Linked DNA regions of Homo sapiens: region 2 is linked to region 1. The links are chromatin loops, found by intact Hi-C in ENCODE. Cell type or tissue: MCF 10A. All regions are shown on one strand. Links, peaks and the distances in the headings refer to the core of each region. The heading gives the core; the rest is flanking DNA.

Region 1 (8,605 bases), core at 132-8,131:
CCACCGAACTTCCTTTGGGAAATCCTCCCAATTCTTCCTAGACTTAAGCCTTAAAGCCATGTCGTGGCAATTGTTCTGTGCTCCAATATCCACCTTGCTGCTAAGGGAAAGGACTCAGCCACCCTACTTCTCCCCTGAATAAGCTGCTCCCACTCAGGACTAGTTGCAGACTTAGATGTGCTGACTGTAGCTCCTCTCGAATCCCTTCCCGGATAATCATCAAAAAGAAACTACAGGCTGGGCATGGTAGCTCACACATGTAATCCCAGCACTTTGGGAGGCCGAGGTGGGCAGATTGCTTGAGTCCAGGAGTTCAAGACCAGCCTGGACAATACCCCATCTCTACCAAAAAAATACAAAAATTAGCTGAGTGTGCTTGTCTGTGGTCCCAGCTCCTCAGGAGGCTGAGGCAGGAGGATCTGTTGAGCCCAGGAGGCAGAGATTGCAGTGAGCCATGATTGGGCCACTGTACTCCGGCCTGGGCGATAGCACCAGACCCTGTCCCCCAACAAAAAGAAAGAAAGAAGGAAACTACAATATGAAACTGAGGAAGGCGTAAAGTTCAAGAATTTTTAGTGAATTCTTAAAGCCATTACTCTTAATCTTTATTTTATGCACTCTGAGTTCAGAACAGAAATGCTTCAACAATACCTACCCCAGCCGAAACCATAGATGATTTTAAGAGTGAAATTATGTATCCTTGGACACAGCTTCTGGTGAATGATAGATGGCTCCATAAAGCTGCTATACACGTGGCTACAGTGTATCACAGCTAAAGGATAGGGAATAAAATCAGCCAAATGAAGAGGCACATAGAGCAGAGTCCAGGAAGGTTCCAAATTCAGAGCTTCCGGTTGTCCTTTCTGCACAGTCATGGAAAGTGTTGTCTTCAAGTGTGACAATAAGGTCAGAGTGTTGCCAACCAGGGAAGCTCACCCAGGCCTTGGTGCCCAGAGTCCTTGCTGGCACTCCATCTGCAGGCACAGCTGACTACACACATGGCTCATCCAGTGTCCAGCCCCTCTAGAGGTCAAGCTGTTACTCGGTGACCCAAGGCTCCCACATCAAATCACATTGTTGGAATGCCTGGCATAGCCAACCCCCTGCCCTAAATCACATTGTTACACTCCTGTCAGAAACAATGTTCCAAGGGCTTAGATATTACCTTCCAGAAGACAAGGACAAAGCCATATCTCTCCTTGAATAAGATTAAATTCTTTACTATACAAAACACACACACACACACACACACACACACAGAGAGAGAGAGAGAGAGAGAGAGAGAGAGCTACAACAAAACCTTTCACACTTGAAGCCCACTTGTAAGACATATGATATGGTTTGGCTGTGTCTACATCCAAATCTCATCTTGAATTGTAGCTCCCATAATTCCCACATGTTGTGGGAGGCACCCAGTGGGAGAAAACTGAATCATGGGGGAGGTTTCCCCCATACTGTTCTCATGGTAATGAATAAGTCTCAGGAGAGCTGATGGTTTTATAAGGGGAAACCCCTTTCACTTGGTTCTCATTCTCTTGTCTGCCGCCATGTAAAATGTAACTTTCACCTTCCGCCATGATTGTGAGACCTCCTCAGCCACGTGGAAATGTGAGTCCATTAAACCTCTTTTTCTTTATAAATTACCCAGTCTCAGGTATGTCCTCATCAGCAGCCTGAGAATAGCTTAATACATCATATATTGTCCATAGGGGAAAATATGAAACCAAAGAAGAATTCTGTTTATTGTGGCCACTGATAACAACTTTTGTAAATATTACCCCTTACTGGAAAGATTTTGTAAAGAAGTAGGAATTTTTCTTCAATAATGCATTATACAATTATTCTACAAAGAAAAAACTTGGATACTAGTACCTTTAAAATAAGTGGGGTTAATTATGAGTTTTCACACCTAAAACTAAGCTTTACATACTCTCCTTTCTGTTGACCTAATTAACTCAATCTCTAGAGATCTTTGACTTTACTGTGAAGTTCAGGACATGTCACTGCTGAGGAATAAATTAATGATATAAAGGAATCAAAGTCAAAATTAGCATAAAATTAGTATCCCACTGCTCACCACCTTCAGGGAAAACTAACTGAATTTATTAGGACACCTGTTGATGAGACAATCAACTCTGGCAAAAATTTTGGTTTTCGTTTTAGATACCTTTGGTGTAATGTTGTCATAAACCTCATGCTATTTCGAAAGCATAAAATCTGGGCCTTCACCAAATGATTGTTATTTTATGATCCCCTCAACATTTATAGTCTTCAAAAACTGAAATCTTGATGCAAAGAGTCTTCACTGTGAAATTGCAGTAATTATACTTTAAATTGATTTTATTCATATTCACCTTATAGAGGCTTTGGGTATACTGGGGTGTTATATTTTAAATGCAGCTATTTTAGAGAATGTAAGGAAAGGATATTCATCTAAATAGGCTTTGGATAAATAGTAATGGAAAGAGCCAATATTATAAGAGAGTACTCACTTAGAAATAAGCAGCACTTCTCAGAAATCTATCTTGTCCATAGGCTTTTGGAAATATGCTAATACTATATTGTTGATCTTCCTTGGAGCATGCCAAACCAGGAAGACTTCCAAGAAAAAAATAGCAGATCTGGAGAAAGAGATTGCATGTGACAATAAAGCATTTAAATATTAATATTATTAAAACCTGTTTCCCACCTATCTCTCTTTCTCGCACTTTCTCCAATATCTTTTTTATATGTAGTCTTTGTTGTAATTAAGGAAATGTTTATTTCCTAATTTATTTTTTCTTTCTCATAAATAAGTTATCCTTAAGTGCTGATGAGATAATTAATATTCAAGAAAGACAATTTAAAGTGCCTGCTAAATACACATGCCTCTAGGAACAATGGTCTAAGGAGCACACAGCAGGAGGTGAGCAGTGGGTGAGTGAGTGAAGCCTCATCCGTATTTACAGCTGCTCCCCATCATTCCCTTCACCACCTGAGCTCTGACCCCTGTCAGATTTGCAGCAGCATTAGATTCTCATAGAAGTGCAAACCCTGTTGTGAACTGTGCATACAAGGGATCTAGGTTGCATGCTCCTTATGAGAATCTAATGCCTGAAGATCTGTCACTGCCTCCCATCACTCCCATATGGGACCATCTAGTTGCAAGAAAACAAGCTCAGGGCTCCCACTGATTCCACTTTATGGTCAGTTATATAATTATTATATATTACAATGGAATAATAATAGAAATAAAGTGCACAGTAAATGTAATGCACTTGAATCATCCTGAAACCATACCCCGCCCCCCTACCAGTCCATGGAGAAATTGTCTTCCATGAAGCCAGTTCCTGGTGCCAAAAATGTTGGAGACTGCTGGTCTAAGACACAGCCAATAATAACAGAGCAAAGGAGGTTAGTAAATTATAATTTAACAGTGTGACCCTCGACTTTATTAAAATTAAAACCAAAATCAAAGATGTTTGCATATCCTGCAAACCTGCTATTGGAGATGGAGAATCCTTTTCATAAAGTCAGTAAAATATAAGGTAAATTCTACTAGAATGTAGTGCCAAGTAAAAGTTTGTTTCTTCTAAAGTGTTACGGTGTATTTTATCAGATAACTCTTGCAAGCTGTGTTGCTATCTGTTGGCTGCCAGGAAACACAAAGCTAATAACCTTCTGTTATCAATCGCTTAGGGGTGGTCTTTCACCTTAATAGTGGAATGTGGCTTCCCAAAATAGACGGGAATTCAGACCCTGCAGATTTCAATCTGAAAATAGTCTCTGGAGATAGGAAGAGAGTGATGTGCAGACATTTCCCAGTTTGGCCAGTCACCACAGCTATCCCCTTGGTGTGCCATGCCTGAGTCTAGTCATGACGGATATTTTCATTAAAATAGTTAACTAGATACTAAGACCAAAGAGAAAATAAAGAAAATGTATAAATGTTCCCAGCAGTGTGTCTTACAACATGGTGGTTTCAGATCCTCTCAAATCAAGGTCTGTTTACTCCCAAGATCTCTGATCTCATTCTGCTTCTTTTTCCATGAGGGAAAAAACCATCCCTTGCCTGAATTCCTCATTTCCTGGTGAAACTTTGGAAGCTCTAGTATTTATTTTACTTTTTTCTCGATATTTTCTTACCTTTAGTCTTTATTTTTAACTCCCATATGTGTATTTACATTATAAACTGTTTCAAGTTACTTCTCAAAGTAAAGAGAGACTAAAATACAAACAAATCAACACATAAATTGAGAGTGAGGCTGATTATAATGCTAATGAACACTTCAGTGAGGGATTCAAGCCCCAGTCTTGGGTTGGACTAGCAAGGCATATAAACGAATTACGGGTTACCAAATTCTGCAGGCCATGGGAGATTTGGTATAAAAGAACAAACAGTTTACAGTCCTTCTCAATATTAAAGAATATAAAATTGCTTTGTATCTTTGTGATGTGAAACAGCCAGTCAAAGTAAGGGTGAACTTGGTCTGCTTTCCACTTCAGTGTTTCTCACTTTACTTAATTGTAACTCAGACGTGCTCTAATAACCCATTTTACTGTTTTAGGCAGTCTGGTTTTCAAGCAGGCAGGAGAAATTAGGACATACCACGCAGTTAGTGAGTCATATATGTCACTCATTCTGCTAGGGCAAAGCCTAAGGTTTTATGCTGTTGTTAGTCACACAATGTAGCTGAAAAAATGCCATATTCACCATCTTCCAATATATAACAGTGCTTCTTCACTGTAATCATCTCTTCCAATCCTATTTTCTCCCTGGAAAGAGCTAGGTGACAGCATGGCATTGCTCAGTGGAAGATTTTCTGGTTTTCATTGTATTAGACAATCACTACACAGTAAATTGAACGGCAAAATGGCACAAGAGATAAACAAGGCTATAAGCCCAGCTATAGAAAGGGGACTTTACATTTTCTGTGACACAAAACAACAGCAATCTCATATTTATTTTATCAGGACTGCATTACCCTTCTGGACTATTACTGTCATAATAGGCTATACATTTTGCTTCAGTTTCAGTTGCTTCAGTGATACATGATTATTTTCTACAAATGCTACACTTTCCATAAAGGAAGAAAGAAAGGGACTAATAAATGAGCCCCATTCTCTTAATCAAGACAAGTGAGAAAACAAGGACACTGGGTGGAACGTGTCCTCACTTCTGATATCTCCTATGTGATTATTTACATAACAGTTTAAAAGAGACCATTTTAAAAGAAATACACTTTTAAACATGTATTCATATTTACAGACTATATCATATGGTCAAAAAATGTTATTAAAATTATTAACTAATTTATACATGAAATACAAGTAATGTTTAATAAGTTTTACAATATGTTTTGAAAAACTTGAACTTCCTCAATGTCACCTTACAAATATGTAAATATATGTATGCATATGTATATATAAGTATGCATATAGATGTGTGTGCATGTGTACATACATACCCACATATGTGGATATATAATATATCCACATACATGGATACATATAACTATAATGTCATTACATTTGAACACCATAAAAACTGGCTGCTGGTACAAAATTCCAGCCTTCATTAAGTTCATTTATAGATTTACTCATCCAACAATTAATTTACTCAACAAATATTTGTTGAGCTTTTTGTGTAAGCCATTGGGCTGATTGATGGATTTAAAAATAATTAAGACTGGTGCTTGTCCAAAAAGAGGTTACAATCCATTAAAGGACATAAGACAGTTATACAACCAACTATTATGAAAGCCAGAATAATTACAAGCCAACTGACTGTGCCAAGGGAGTACTGTTCTTTCAAATAAATGAAATTTCAAAAATGCTCATGGAGAATGTGGCACCTAAGCTAGGGCTTAAAAAATGTGTACAGTTCCAAAGGCGAAAGGAGAAAGTTTAACTTGAGTAAATTTAAAAATAATTGAACTAGAGAAAATGACTTAAGAAAATGCAGAGACAGGAAAGGAATTTTGGTTGAACTTGAGAGTCATCAAATTTGGCTACAATGTTAGCTATGTTTTTAGAAACTACTATGAGAGATGAAACTGGAAGAATGTTTTACGTTTAGATGGCAGAGGATCTTCAATGCATGACCAAAAGGTTTAGTGTTCAACAAATGAGCCGAAGACAGTCAGTGAAGTGTTCAGATCACTGAGTGAAGTGAGCACAGCTGTCTGCATGGGCTTCTCCTCATGCTGGCACGAGCCATAGATTGTTGTGAAGAAAAGCCATTCAGCAGTGGGTTTGTGTCTATGTGGCACTGATCACAAGAAATTGGGTGCTAATAGTGTTGAAATGTACAAGAAAGGCAACGTGTGTCTGCCTGTGTATGCACAGATATATGCATGTAGTTGGCACAGAGCTGTTACAGGTATAAGGAAGAGATTAGTGGCCAGGCACGGTGGCTCATGCCTGTAATCCCAGCACTTTGGGAGTCCGAGGCAGGTAAATCACCTGAGGTCAGGAGTTCAAGATCAGCCTGGCCAACATGGTGAAATCCCGTCTCTACTAAAAATATAAAGATTAGCTGGGTGCGGCAACAGGTGCCTATAATCCCAGCTACTGGGGAGGCTGAGGCAGGAGAATCACTTGAACCTGGGAGGCAGAGGTTGCAGTAAGCCGAGATCATGCCACTGCACTCCAATCTGGTGACAGAGCGAGACTCCGTCTCAAAAAAAAGAAAAAAAAGAAAAAAGAAAAAAAAAGAAGAGGTTAGTTTAGTTTTTGAATATTGGAGGTTTGGGAGAAATTAAAAATAAATTACTACATATTATATATTACATGGTCACAGTTTTGGGGATTAGGTTCTGGACATCTTTGGGGTGAGAAGGGCAGCATTTTTCATGTGCCACGTAGTATCCTTGGTGGTTGAGGCCGGGAATCTGCATTTTCATGATGTCTCTAAGTGACCCTGTGCAAGTACAAAGGCCTACAGATTATTTTAAGGCTTAAGCAGTCACAAGATTTTAAAGCCAGGCTTGTGGTCTCTTTAGCAATGTGAATCCCTCTAAAGTTTAGTAGATTTCCTCTGTGCTTCCAATCAGTTCCATGTTTCATTATCCATAATCAAATTACCTTTCTGGAAAAAGATAATAGGTCTTCTCTATTATCCTGATTTTTTTTTGCCCCATCTCTACCTTTCTAGTTCTCACCTTAATGGCAGCTACTTTAAAACCATCTAAAACATAGGCTGGTAAAGAGAGAAAGCTTCCTTAACTCCCACTGTTTGGAAGTTCAAAGTACTTTGTTTTCCAATTGTGTAAGGCCCCAAATATCTCTACTCTTTATTTCTTCTTCCACAAACCTGCAAATTCCCACTTCACCTCACCTTAGATGTAATGCCTTACTAAAGTAAAAAGTAAAAGTCCATACTACACTTTCCAACCACTTCTCCTAGAGTCACCCAGCCTGCCTTGCAAGTTAGTACACGTGACTGTTTTACTAAACATTAGACCAAACTTTGTCAACTTTTCAGAGTATGATATCCATTTCCACTTTCAGTTATCCATATTGTTATTGTTAGAGCAGCGGCTTATATAAAAATGCCTATTTCTGTATATTAGGCAAGACTGTAGCAGCAAATGAACCTAAAATACCTGTGTGTCTTATTACAATAGAAATTTATTATTTTACGATACTCTGCTGCAGGTTTTCCAGGTCATCAGTGGTTTTGCTCCAAATGGTGATTTAGAGACCTACATCTCATCCACCTGTGGCTCCATCATCTTTGAGTTCTATCTAATAGAATCTGAGTGGAAATGACTGTCATTTTGTGTGTCTTCTCCTGATCTCTTCTCCTTCTACTATTTATCTTGATCTGCATCCACTCAGTAGAACTCAATGACATGAGTTGGGTCTCACATCTAAGTTCAGTTGAAGCAGGGAAATGTAATCTATTCGTATTCCAGTAGAAGAAATAGATTCGTTTTAGATTTTGGTAAACAACTAACAGTCTCTATCATATCACCAAATGATTATTTATATGTCTTCATTTAGGGTATTTGCTGCAGCTTTTAAGTAATAGAAAGCTTGATTCCGCAAATGTAAATCTACTTACGTACATTTCACATAGTCCCAGACACATAAAGAAATTTGGCAAATCTATTCTGATTTTTTTTAAGAATTTGGGTCAGACTCTTCTTTCTAAAAACATAGTGAAAAAAGCTTCTCAGTCTGGTCTCCAAAAGCATTCTTCCTGACAGTCCCATCCCCACTACCCCCATAGACTACTGAAGTCTGTTGCTCTACAGAGAGTTCTCTCAACTATTGGAACTCTTCAGAAACAAAATTCGCAACACATCTGCAATTAGAAAGGGTCCTTCCAGCTGATCCAGGTCCTTACTTTCCCCTTTGAGTTAGTCCCAGGTGTTCTGTCGGTTCTAGTATAGAGTTAGGGATTGGGAATTTGCTTGGGATACCACCATGTCTCAGCATCTGCCCTCTGTCTAACCTTTTGAATCACTTGTTTCTCTACACACAGTGTTAGTTTTTCACGGCTTTTGTAACAAACAATCACCAATTTAGTTTTTAAGAGAAACTTATTCTCTCACCATTCTGGGACTTGAAGTTGGAATCAGTATCACTGGGCTGAAATCCAGGTGTCTGCAGGGCTTCA
Region 2 (8,605 bases), core at 142-8,141, 170 kb after region 1:
CTTTTCCCTTTGACATAGGGAGTCTGGGGCCCTAAGATTTTATTTTCCTTTCTAGATAGATAGATAAGCTTTTTTTTTTCAAATTACACAAAATAATTCTACAGTAACTGCATAATCTTTCATAATTTATAAGGAAGGTTCTTCTCATACTTTCCTCTGTTTAGATGATACTTGGAGAATGACATCTATTTCTGGAATTACATTCATTTTAAGAAAGATATAAACTAAACAAAAATACATTTCAAACAGAGTAACCAGAATTCTGAAGGCTCTAAAATTAAGTCATGTGAGGAACTATTGAAGGCATTGTTTCTTTCCTTGAACAAAAAAAGACAAAAGGGTGCATATTTTGTTATATTCACACATCTTAAGGGAAGATACTAGAGGATAGATTAGAACTATTTACATTGTATTAAGATATGAACCAGTATGACAACATTAAAAGGCAAAATGTAATATAAAAGACTGACACAGAAGGCACTAAATTCCCCTTTAGAAAGATAGTCATACATGTAGACCACAATTATATTAAACTGAAGGACAATTTTTCTTGATATAGAACTTCAGATAGACAGTTTGGGGATGGGGGATTCTTTTTAAAGGGGTAATTTAATTTCTGTATTACATTATTTCTTAATAGATAGCGATCATTCTTAATGTTGTTTTAGTATATATGCCTTTTTTCCTCTAGATAATTTTAAGATTTTCTCCCTATCTTTGGTTTTTATAAATTTGACTATAATGTACCTAGGTGTATAATTATTTGTATTCATCCTGATTGAGGTTAATTGGGCTCTTTAGGTGTGTGAGTTTAGAGTTTTCATCAAAATTAGAAATTTATCAGATATTTTTTCAAATAATTTTTTCTGCTACAATTTTTTCCCTCTTTTCTCTTCTGGGGACTCCAAAAACATGTTTTTTATACTGTTTGTTATTTTGTACTAGTTATTGAGTTGCTCTCTCTCTCTCTCTCTCTCTCTCTCTGGGTGTGTGTGAGAGAGAGATAGAGATTCAGCACAAATGAATTTCTAATGAATTTCTAATGTTATAATCACCCAGCAAGTTCTTCCTGCCTGCTGCACAGACAAAACCAGTTCACTGAGACTGTGGTATTGCAGTAAAGAAAGAGTTTACATGCCTGTAATCCCAGCACTTTGGGAGGCTGAGGTGGGCAGATCACAAGGTCAAGAGATTGAGACCACCCTGGCTAACATGGTGAAACCCCGTCTCTACTAAAAATACAAAAATTAGTTGGGTGTGGTGGTGTGTGTCTGTAATCCCAGCTACTCGGGAGGCTGAGGCAAGAGAATTGCTTGAACCCAGGAGGCAGAGGTTGCAGTGAGCCGATATTGCACCACTGCCTTCCAGCCTGGCAACAATGCAAGGCTTCGTCAAAAAAGAAACAAACAAAGAAAGAAAGAGTTTAATTAACACAAGGCCAACCACATGGAAGAACTGGAGAACTCACTCAAATCTGTCTCACTGAAAACTCAGAGATTAGAGTTTTTCAAGAATAGTTTGGCAGTCAGAGGACAGTGCATGTGTGCTGCTGATTGGTAAAGAATGCAATCATAGAGGTGTGGAAAACAGTCCTTGTGCACTAAGTCCACCTCTAAGTGGGGGCCACAGGACTAGTTGAGTCAGGAGTCATGAGTCTGTGTGGGATCAGTCTGAAAAACATCTCAAAAGACCAATCTTAGGTTCTACAATAGTGATGTTATCTACAGGAGCAACTGGGAAGTCACAAATCTTGTGACCTCTGGCCACATGACTCCTGACAGTAAGGGTTTATAGAAACTATGTCTACATTTAGCAGAGTTTAGGCCCCTCCCATAATCCTAATCTTGTGGCCTTTTATTCCTCTTACAAAGGCAGTTTCAGGGCCTGAACAAGGAAGAGATCAGTTTTAGGGAGGGACTATTACCCTTAATTCAAAATTAAACTATAAACTGATTCTTCCCATAGTTAGCTTCACTTATGCCCAGGAATAAGTGAGGACAGCCAGCCTGTGAGGCTAGAAGCAAAATGGTGTCAGCCATGCCAGATTTCTCTCTTTGTTATATTTGCAAAGACAGTTTCAATGTCATGTCTTCGAGTTAATGTATTTTTTTATTCTGCAGTGTCAGATCTCCCATTAATCCTATCCAGTGAATTTTTATTTCTAGAATTTCCATTTGATTTTTTTTGTAATTTTCATCTCTCTGGTGGGATTCTCTGTAGAATTACTCATCATATCCATATTTTCCTTTAAATACTTTAATATGTTTGCAATAGCTATTTTGAAGTCCTTTCATAACAATTTCAAAAATCTCTATTATTTGATTGACCTATTGGGTCTATTCAATTGACTGTCTTCTGATTATGAATGTCATTTTCTTGTTTTTCTCATGCCTAATATTTTTTATTAGATGCTGTACATTATAGATGCTACATTTTTGAGAGTCTGGATTTCCTTTTCTTCCTTTAAAGGATGTTTTGTTTTCTTCTGGAAGGTGGTTCATTACTAATAGGTCAGCTGATTCACGTCAAGGCTTGGTTTTACCCTTTCCAAAGCAGGTCTAGAAGAGCCCTTACCTGAATCAGTGCTATCTAAAAGAAATTTCTATGATAATGGAAATGTTTTTTATCTGCACTTTTTTTAATATCATAGCTACTATCCACATGACTATGGATTATTTAAAATATAGCTACTGTGACCAAATAACTGTGTTTTAAATTTTATTTCATTTTCATTCATTTAAATTAAAATAGCCAATTGTATCTAGAAGCTAACCATATTGGAGAGGACAGCCTTAAGCTAAGCTTGCATAACCCAACTCCTGAGGCACAACCTTTCTGTGGTTGCAAATAAATGTTTCATAAGTTAAGTATCATTTCTTCACTCCGACTCACAGGAAGTATGTCCTCTTGTGTCCTGTTTAGCTCACCGTTCTCCTGTAGCTATTGTCTGACCAATTCTTTGAAATTTCATTTTTATACATAGACTTAGTATTCAGCCAAAGATTCAAGGGATCCTTTGTACAGATTTTTGGAGCTTTGCCTCTGCATAGTTCGCTCTTTTTTATCCCGTCCCAAAAATTCTAGCAACTTCAAAATCCCTGAGCTTCAATCTGTATTTTTTCTCTATTCAGTGACACCTATTGATCTCTACCTAGGCTCTACTTCTCAGTTGTGTGTTATGGGAACTGCCCCAGGCAAAAAGCTGGAGTGAATGTGAACCTCACCTCATGCTTTTCCCTTCCCTGGGAGGATTACAGCCACACCCTGTCTATTGTTCAGTGCTGCAAACAGTTGCTTCACACCTTTTTGTCCATTTTTATAAAAGTTTACTTTGTGAGGGTAAATACTAAATCCAGTCATGACCTGATTCAGAAATAAAAGATTCCTTTCTTTTCTATGTGTTTGGTTTTTTATTATATAAAGCTTTTACATGATTGCAAATTTAAAGCAATATAACAAGGTACAAACCCATAAATGTCATTTCCAAACGTGCTCCCCTCTGTTCCATTCCTTACCCACCCCCATAACTGAACATGCTATTAGCATTAGTTTTACATGACATTACTGTGTGTGTGTGTATTCATACCCCGCTTTCTTGTGTAAAAGAAAGCTTACTATAAATATTTCTCTGTACATTATTATATTTGTTTAAAAATTGATTTTGGACAGCACTAATTGCATAGTTCTTATGTATTTGCCATTTTTTATTCAAACAATCTTTTTTGAATGACACTTCAGTTATTTTCAGTTTTGTGCTATTACAAATAATGCTGTGTACATTAGTCATTGCCAGTGTATTATTGAGAGAGATTCCAAGAAGTAGGATTTCTGAGTCAAAGGAAAAATCTCTTCATTTTACACTTTTATCTCTCTACAATTTTATGTGATACATACAATGTACTCTGTATAAACTGTATTATTTGCAGTTAGAAACCATTTTCTCTCTTATGGGTCTTGGTATGTGTTAGTTAATCTACTTAACATTATCTTTCTCCATCCTCTTCCCAGCACAAATTTCTTGAACTTCTTTGAAATGAATTCCTTGTGACTTCTTTGAAATGAATTCTTTGGGACTTCATTAAAGATATGACTTCTCCATAGAGGCATTCTCCAACATTCATCTCTCCACCACACACAGACACACACACGCCACACCATACCACACATACAGCACACACAGCACACACACAAAACATACATATCACACATACACCACACATGTACCACACATCTATACCACACATATACACCACACACATACACCACACACACACACCACAAATACATACATCACACACCACATACACACACACACAACCTATATACCACACACCACATATAGACCACACATACACACACACACACACTATATGTACACCACACACCACACACACAGCACACATACACCACATGCATAACACACACACACCACAAACAGACACAGAGCTATGTGGGCGCCTATCTGTTTCTGTCTCCCTCTTGTTTGTATTCATGTTGCTGTCTCTTTCTATTAACTTGCTTTCTTCTAAAATGTCATTTTCTAAGACGGTCTCTTCTCTTTTTCTATAAGTTTAAGATAGTTGCCTGGTAAGCAAAGCCATACTCTAACATTTCTTTAATGAATGCTATTTATGATCATAAAGTTACCATGAACACTGTCGTATTCTTTTTTTTTTTAAGATTTTCCTTATTCTTCAGCTGTTCTATAAAGATTTCATGTTCTGTACTTTCTAAGAAATAAGTGTTTTGTTCACTTGCTGTCCTTTGATCTTGTATGTAAATAAAATAACTTTCATAATGATAAGTCAGAGTGGCTAAGTGTCTCCTTTCTTTCATTTGTGAAATCCACATGAAAAAATCAGTGGACTGGAAGATCCATATTCATCTCCAAACACCAGAACCAACGTAAATGCAGAAAGAAATGGAGAAATGGTGTGTGTTGGGAAACGAACTAGTGTTGTAAATGTCTCTGTGCCACATAGGAGTTTAAGAAAGGTGAAAAGCCCTGCTAATGAAGAAAATAACAACCCTCAATGAAGAGAGAAATAGTAGGATGAACAATGAAAATGAGAAACAGCAAAATGAATAGTGGAAAATAGTAAATCATATCTGTGTAAGCACAATTAGTGATAAATTAGTTTGGAATTTGATCATAATGCCCTTGGGGGAAAATTGTTCTTAGTGAAAAAAAAAAAAAAACCTTCAAAAAATTTATGAGAGAAAACTGTAGGTAGAGGTTGGTGATTAGCCATTACCCACTTTTGGACAGGGAAGGCATTGGATGATTAAAATACAACAAAATAGGTTAGACTTTAGAGATCAATATCCTCGATTCTATGGGATTTATGACATTGATTAATTTATTGGAGAAGGCTGGGGAATCTATATATTAAAGAAAAATCTTTTGAAATAGTATATCATCAATAATAATTAAAAGAGTGAGGAACTACACAGGAATGGGTAGACAGATCAGTGTAACAGATTAGAAAATTCAGAACAAGATACATAGATACATATGTGAGTTAGTATATGATAAAGGTATTACTTCAACTACTGGGAATTTATCTAATAGAAATAAGAATGTACACAAATGTTTGGTTATGGGGATATTTATAGTAGCACTGTATATAATAGCAAAAAACTTTTTTTTTTTTTTTTTTGAGTCGGAGTCTCGCTCTGTCGCCAAGGCTGGAGTGCAATGGCACAATCTTGGCTGACTGCAACCTCTACCTCCCGGGTTCAAGTAATTCTCCTGCCTCAGCCTCCTGAGTAGCTGGGATTACAGCAGCATGCCACCACGCCCAGCTAATTTTTGTATTTTTAGTAGAGACGGGGTTTCACCATGTTGGTCAGGCTGGTCTTGAACTCCTGAGCTCATGATCCACCTGCCTTGGCCTCTCAAAGTGCTGGGATTACAGGCATGAGCCACTGCACTCGGTCTAAAAAATATTTTTTTTACTATTTTAGTGTATCTGAACAATTAAAATGCTAGAATCTATTAAAATTATTTCTTTAAAAGCATACTCAATGACATGAGGAAATGTGGTATAAAATGGATTTCAGTGAATAAAATGCATCACAAATAGCACATATGGAATGCTGGTATTTTGAAAAAATTTGTACCCATACATAGTAAAAGTCTTCTAAACACATATATAAAACAACATTTGGAAATGTACACTCTGAAATGATATCCATTGTTCTTGGTGGTGGGATTATAGGCATTTTTTTTCCTTCTTTGTTTCTTAATTTTGGGCTCTTAATGAATAATAATATTAAAATGTAGTCATAATATTATTTTCAATGAATTAGACTACTCCTAGTCTAATTGCATTGAGCAATAATGAACAGTCTTACTGTCAATACGTTGTTTGAAATAAAATAAACAACTTTAAATCTTTCCTATAGGCACAATGAAGGAGGATGAATTCTTCCCTCTCACCCTCTCCCACACTGAGTCTGTTTAGATGTTAATAAACTGTGACCAAGTAGATGTGATTGATCAGTCTGGTAAACATCCTTTACAACAGTTTGTACCGGCTGGCTAAATACTCATAGAATTAACTCAACTGTTAAAAGCAAATCAGAAAGATTGAGAAATTTCTCTTAGAGTTTATTCTATGGCATTTAAAACTATAACTGCCAGGGTTATATAGACATGAACCCCAGTGGCTTCATAGCACCACATAAACACATGGCAAAATTATAACATGCCATTTAGGATGAAACCTACTACTTCTTTTACTCATATGGAAACAGTTTTAAGCCACTGAAGGTTAGGTAATAAGACAAAGTTCCTACATCGGACACTTACAATTGTATCCTGCTGATTCTCAAAGCAGAACAAAGGAATTTAACAAGCTCAAAAAGACCCAAAATCTAAACAGCCCCTACTGTGAGTTGAAAAATAAACTGTAATTGCTGTTTGTTTTAAATTTGTATTGAAGGGTATGTGGGAACTCTTTTCAGAGAGGAAAAATAATGTAAATTTTTACCCTCATTCAATTTCTTTGGCTGCTACTGTATTATTTGAAAGTATTCATCATAAATTTTATATATCATTTAATAACATTTCAAAATTGCAACTTTTATTTAACCCTCAACTGTTTTGTTGCAAAGCTTGTGAGTTATTGTAATATAAAAACAGAGATTCTAATGTGCCTCATATCACTGGGGGTAAATACGTTCTTACATTCTTTCAGTACTGGCCACATGACAATCTATCCCCCACCAACATCTACACAGTGAGAGGATTTGAGACAGGACCTCATAAGTAAGTGTAATGAATACCTGTTGAGATATCTTCAGATGGCTGCTCTGCAGACTTGGCATAACAGGCCATGAAGCCTCCCAAGACCAACAGACAAAGTCCCAGATGTCCATAAGCATGCCAATTATCAAAGAAACAGAAAATCGGAGAATGATTACAAATAACAAGACGAATGTCCAGCTTTGTCAGTTTGCTCATCCGTGGGATAAAGAAATCTGTATGTCAACATTTTTCATTTGTTAACACAATGCCCCCATTGTTACAGGCAGATATGAACTCCTCCAATGACTTATCCCTGGAGCTGCAGTCTAATATGATTGAATTATTTTCATAAATAGCTTGTTCATATATTTTCTGCATCAATTTAAGATGTATACCTGAAGAGATAGCTAAGCAATTTCCCCAAACTGAATTTCTATAATTCTAAAGGAAAAGATTTTTGGCAGTAAGCCCATGATTGACCTTCTTACCTCCTGTCATCCTTCACTGAAGAGAGGACACTATCAGTATCAAGAGCATGCATTCTGGAGCAACCAGGGGTGAGTCCTAGAGCTACTATTTACTGATGGTATAACATTGCACAGAATACCTGATATTTATGCATCTCAGTTGCTCATTTGTAAAGTGAGGACAAGTATAATAAATACCTCATAAAGTTATTGCATTATAAGAGATAACAAAGTGCTAAGCACAAATAATAAATATTAACAATTATTGCTGATGTTAATGGTATAATATTTCTACTACTATCATTAACATTCAGCCCTGCATATCCATGGGTTCCACCTCCATGGATTCAACCAAACACAAATCAAAAATATTTTTTGAAAAGTATTTGTACTAACCACTGCTCAAGGAAATAAGAGAGGACACAAACAAGTGGAAAAAAATTCCATGCTCATGGACACGAAGAATCAATATCAAGAAAATTGCCATACTGCCCAAAGTAATTTATAGATTCAATGCTATTCCAATCAAGCTACCAGTGACTTTCTCCACAGAACTAGAAAAAAATACTTTAAATTTCATATGGAACCAAAAAAGAGCCCATATAGCCAAGACAATCCTAAGCAAAAAGAACAAAACTGGAGGCATCATGCTACCTGACTTCAAACTATACTACAACTCTACAGTAACAAAAGCAGCATTTTGTTACTGGTACCAAAACAGATATATAAACCAATGGAACAGAACAGAAGCCTCAGAAATAATGCCACACATATACAACAATCTGATCTTTGATAAACCTGACAAAAAGAAGCAATTGGGAAAGGATTCCCTATTTAATACATGGTGTTGGGAAAACTGGTAGCCATATGCAGAAAACTGAAACTG

What was found. Hi-C counts contacts between places; a loop is a spot of excess contacts. Peaks named below come from ENCODE experiments on the same cell type or tissue, not always from the same donor. Only the 100,000 strongest peaks of a DNase experiment are listed, where the experiment ranks them.
Region 2: it touches region 1 in a loop (3-fold over the local background); 1 of 110 quality-filtered maps calls a loop at or near these places.

The regions. Positions count from the first base shown.
Region 1 is chr1:238,219,449-238,228,053 of GRCh38, reverse strand. No RefSeq gene overlaps it. Among named protein-coding and RNA genes, the nearest start is that of LINC01139, 260 kb to the left of the region's middle. In MCF 10A, for the core only: no CTCF peak of the experiment used is centred there; a DNase peak (open chromatin) is centred at 4,603.
Region 2 is chr1:238,047,347-238,055,951 of GRCh38, reverse strand. No RefSeq gene overlaps it. Among named protein-coding and RNA genes, the nearest start is that of ZP4, 160 kb to the right of the region's middle. In MCF 10A, for the core only: no CTCF peak of the experiment used is centred there; DNase peaks (open chromatin) are centred at 2,861 and 3,211.